2 separate regions of the Mus musculus genome follow, and region 2 is linked to region 1. Evidence: chromatin loops called from intact Hi-C (ENCODE). Cell type or tissue: left cerebral cortex. All regions are shown on one strand.

Evidence for each region. Peaks named below come from ENCODE experiments on the same cell type or tissue, not always from the same donor. Only the 100,000 strongest peaks of a DNase experiment are listed, where the experiment ranks them.
Region 2: a loop joins it to region 1, with 2.5 times the contacts of the local background. A loop is called at or near these places in 7 of 42 quality-filtered maps.

Annotation. Positions count from the first base shown.
Region 1 is chr15:72,082,817-72,085,316 of GRCm38, reverse strand. It overlaps a transcript of Col22a1 not described here. Among named protein-coding and RNA genes, the nearest start is that of Col22a1, 50 kb to the right of the region's middle. In left cerebral cortex, a CTCF peak has its summit at 1,493 (motif pointing left); a DNase peak (open chromatin) is centred at 1,472.
Region 2 is chr15:72,204,682-72,207,181 of GRCm38, reverse strand. No RefSeq gene overlaps it. Among named protein-coding and RNA genes, the nearest start is that of Gm23217, 50 kb to the left of the region's middle. In left cerebral cortex, a CTCF peak has its summit at 1,040 (motif pointing left); DNase peaks (open chromatin) are centred at 1,005 and 1,434; H3K27ac peaks cover 912 bases.

The DNA.
Region 1 (2,500 bases):
ATAGGTAGAGTAGATTCATAGTAGATTACTCTGTAATGAGGGACCCTTCATTGGATCATGATTTGAGAGACGGAAAGGGAAGCCACCATGTGCAGAAGGGCCTGCTGTGTAGGAGGGCTAACTTTATAAAAATCAGTTGGGAAAACACATTGCTAATCCCTTCCAGATCATGCCTACTATGTCACAACTTCACCAGCTCTCATCGCCTCAGTCTTAGACACACAATCAAGAAGATCAAGCCTATGGCTGCCACATGAGCCCTCAGAGATCAAAGCAAATGGGGGCCATCACAGATGCTTGCCTCATTGACCTCCTATAAGAGAAAGAGGAAAGGGAGATGATACAGGCCAATCGTGTGCTCAGAACAATGCCGGACAATTCAGTGTTCAGGGTCCAGCAGCTGCCATAATTAATGAGTATTTACTTGTTCTCAGTGTCTACTTATAAACAAACCTGAGGTTTGTATCCGATGCCTTTAAAACTATGGACTCAGCTTGAGGGTCAACTGCACTGTCTATGGTTGGTCTTTCTTGACTGCCCTCAGCCTTTTCCTACAGGCCCCTGGATTCTGAGCCTTTACTAATGTCCTGAGGATATCACTAACACCTCTCCTTCCACCCTACTGTTTCTGACTCCTGTGCAGCTCTGTACTTAGATGCTTGTCTTAGCTCTAAGCTACTACCTTCACCTGTGGTCCTTATTCCTGCCCATTTGTTCCTCCCTCCCACCACCAACATAATTTCCTTTAGGTTCAGGTACCCTGTGGTTATGGCATGAGCCTTTTCAACCCAGATTAGTGGTGCATTGGGCCACCACTCTATATAATGCATCATAGCCCAGCAACTAAGTTCCCTGCTACCTATTCATAGGTAGCTTCCCAGTCTCACTTGCACAGTGAGGCCTCTGGAGGAGCCCCACTGCATATCAGGTACCCTTCTATCCTTTCTCTATGCCTCCTGGTCTCTGTGATGGTTCCACCTCCTTATAGCCAACATATCACCCACCACCTACACCAAGCACCAATTATAAAGCAGTTATCAATAATAGTTAGCAATCAATCAACAGCTAAGCACACAGTCAGTGCTATTCCGGCTTTATGTGGACGAATCTACCAGGACAGTCTTAGGTACCATTATCCCTCTCATCTTATATATTAAGTTGCAGTCAGAGGCCGAGCTGTGGGCCTCTGGCAATGGGATGAAGACCATCCTCTCTCCTAAGTCTCACACTTCTGTGTCCTTTACATCTGAATTTACAGACACTAAAGTCAGCTTCCCAAGCAAATACAAGCTGTTTTCCCAGCTAAAACTGTCTCTAAGCAAGATGACAGTCATCCTTCATTATCTTCATTCTGCCTTCCTGGCCAGCCTCAGACACTGCGGCTGATGCCTGTTTTCATTCCAGAAAGTTCCTCCCCAGGTGATCCCTGCACAGGCTCAGTATTGCCACACTGCAGGGGTGAGCGGAGCACATAGGAAGTTCTTTGCTGCCCCCTGCTGTTCAGCATGAGCTATGAGGGGGGAAAGAACCTGACAGATTGTCTTCCTCCCCCAAATGTCGGTCTCAGTTTCCATGGATCTTGTTTTGCAGAGGTCTCTCTTAATGCAGTTTAGTTTAGTGTAGCATTTTCCAGACTTGATTTCCATCTCCTCGTGGCAGATGCTTAAGCGAGTCCCCCAGCTAACCCAGGTTGTAGCCCAGCATAGGGAAAGTACACTCAACAAAAAGCCCAAACAGGGATCTGATAGATGCCAACTCTCTCCTCATATGAGACTGGCCACCGAAAATGTCATTTTCTAAACATCTCTCCATATTAAAGACGGATTAAATCAACACTTCACTGTGCTGTTTAAGAACTGCTGGGCTGTTGTGATCATAAAAAGATAAAGAAATAATAAGATATGTTCTATGGGGGTGTGGTGAGGTGTGGGAGAAAGGGGTGCCTTAGCCAGCCCATGCCAAGGCATTCTTCCCCCTGAGAGACCAGCCACACTATGGTATAGCATAGAATAGAGTTTATTTAGGACATGGGGAGGGGAGTTAAGAGAGTAGTAGAGGCAGAGAGAAGGAAAGAGAAGTAGAGGCCAGCCATGACCACGGGGAGAGAGGGGGGAAGGGAATGGAGAGGGGGGGAACAAGGGGGCAAGAGGCAAGAGAGTAAGAGAACAAGAGAGAGAGGAGGGGGCAAACAGACACTCTTAGAGTGGGCCAGACCTACCTGGCTGTTGCCAGGTAACTGTGGGGTGGAGCTTAGACAGAATCCCAACATGGGCCACTGGTTTGTCCTCTGTTTCAGCTGGAGAGAAAAAAAAGGGCCAAATGTTAAGGAGGGCACCAAGCAACACAAAGAAAGGAAAGGAAACCACAAATATCCCTGTGTTAACATCCTTTCACTTGAGAAGTGGCTCACCTGTGAAGTCTTCATTGTTGGTAGAAGAGCTGATGCTCAAAGTGCTAGACACTGGTTGGGGAAGGGATCAAATCCCCAAAGGAAGAGAAG
Region 2 (2,500 bases), 120 kb before region 1:
TCTTCCAGCTCACTCCAGAGACAAAGTGCAGTATAGAGTCTCCTGCTAGGGTCTTCATTTTCTCTCCAGAAATATGTGCTCAGGGTCCCCAAGAAGCTAGCCCCTCTGTGTTTAGCATTCACAGTCACAGGAATCCCAGGGGAAATCTGACTCAACATTTTGATGCAGACAAGATCACACTTCTCCAAAGTCCCCTGCAATCTAAGCTGGGGAACCAGTAGAGAAGAGATCGTAGGTCTAGATCGAGCTGGTGAGAAGGGTCTGCCTTTTCACGCTTTATTATTATTATTATTATTATTATTATTATTTTAAGCATGACATTTTCAGTCAGCCTATGAGTTTTGACCAATTTCCTTTTTCTCATTGGACACCAGTTAGAGTTACTTTCTATCCTCAGTAATTCCAGCCTGACCCTGGTGTGAGACTTGCATATTCAGAGACTTGCAGGATACAGGAGGTGAATATCTGAAGCATATCATGAGTATATCAGCCAGACTTGTAATTTCCATGGACTGACTGTAGACTCAGCAAGCAGCAGGTGTCTAGGTTCTGCAGCAAGATCAGTCTTGACAACAGTGCTGGCTTCTCATTCAGGTTCAAAGCTTCCTTATTTGGAAGGCCACAAGACAGAAGTATGATTGGCACCAGTGTGAATGTAGAAAAGATGGAAAGCCCAAGGCAGAGCACGCAGCAAGCCCACTGTCATGGTGGCTCTGGCTGACGTTGCTCTAGTGATTTCACTGTTCAACCTCAGAAGGATGTTTAAAGCTTGGTTATAAAAAAAATCTCAGGTGGACGCTGGGGTCATCTGTTTGATGGGTGGCTGAGTCACTCTGCTGAAGAGCACAGCGGAGGGCGGGTTCTGATGGACTATAAAACCTGTGAGTGGGAAGAGACGTGGGCTGGTTTTGTTTTTCTAAATTGCGCTGTTTCCACCAAGTTCTGTTTCCATGAATCCGAAGAGGCTTTTTCAGAGCCGGGCTTGGAGGCAGCTGCAGAACCAAGCAGCCATCTCTTTCTGGCCACACAGTGCCCTCTGGTGGCCGAGAGCCTGTGCATTGGCGGCTCCTGCATAGAGGGGATGCAGGCCAGCTTTCTAAGGCTCTCTGGGCTATTTTGCTTCTTAGTAGGGGAGCTCTGGGAGAAAAGAGCAAGGGCACAGAAAACACAGAGCAGGATAGAGCAGTGTTGCTGACTTGGGCGATTAGCTGCAGTTCCTTGCCTTTTCTCAGTTCCCTGTTAAAGTAGGTGAATGGCTGAAGTACCTCTAGAATTGTCTGATACATCTGCATTTTAAGCAACCGTTCTCTGCTACATGAATTTCCTAGAACTGAAAAAAAAGATTGTGGTTATTGTTCTTTTCATAGGTGTTAGCTAGCTGCTAAAAGTGGAAGCTCACAGATCTCTACCATCTCTGCTTTATTCCCTAGCTCAAAAGACCCAGAGCGGGGAAACAGCAAAGCAAGAAAATAATGATTTCAGTTGCTGCACTGACATTGAACGTTTAAAATTTTAAGACCTTTGAGTTGATGCACAGTAATTGTGCATATTATGGGGTATTGTGTGATGTTTTATACATGTGGGCAGAGTCTAATAAATCAGGGTAATTAGCATATCCGCCTCTAGCAGTTATCATTTCTTTGTGGAGAGAACATTAAACATTTTTTCTCGTTTGAGCTATTTTGTATTCCTCTAAACTAGTCATGCAGCGTTCTCATTACTATTCCAGGCTTGCTCTGTGGAGAGCCACGGAGTTAATAGTTCCAATAACCACACCCAATCCACAGGGCACATCAAGGACTGAATCACATAAGCAGAGTCCTCAGGGGAAAACAGGAAACTGTTGAGGTCCCGTTTACCTCAAAAGGATAGCTAGGAAAGGATACTGAGGGCGACAGTCTGATGGTACTGTACAATGCCAAGTTATTTTAAGCAAATAATGCACACAAGCATCTAGAAGTAATAAAACCACAGGCAGAAATTATTAAGGAGTTTTCAAAGAACACAAGAGATGAAAGTAGGGTAGTGGTTAGTAGACCTACCAGCCAGATGGACAATTAAGCAGCTATTTAAAATTAGAATAGGAGGCATGATGGTGGAGACAGGCAATTGTAAGACAAACCCATGGGCAGAGTGCAAAGTGGCAGGCACTCATACCTAAAGAGGATGCGCACATCACCGACAGTACCAATTTATAAAGATGACATTGAATTAGGACTGTCCTGTCTTATGCTGACACAAAAATGAAGATTTCTTTTATAAAGATCTCTACACAGTTTAAGGTTTATCTTTCTCTGTATTAAAATGCAAAGGCTCAAGCTTATTCCCGGCTGTGCAATATGAAATCAAGGTGAGGCATAGCTTCAGAAGGCCTATTTTGAGGGGCAGTTGTTTGTGCTCAGGCCTGAACTGGTGACAGAGCTCCTGAAGATTAATAGTTAGGGAAGTTTTAGCAGTCACTGGAGATGAAGTATCCAGGGTATTAGGGGGGGTTGTGCCT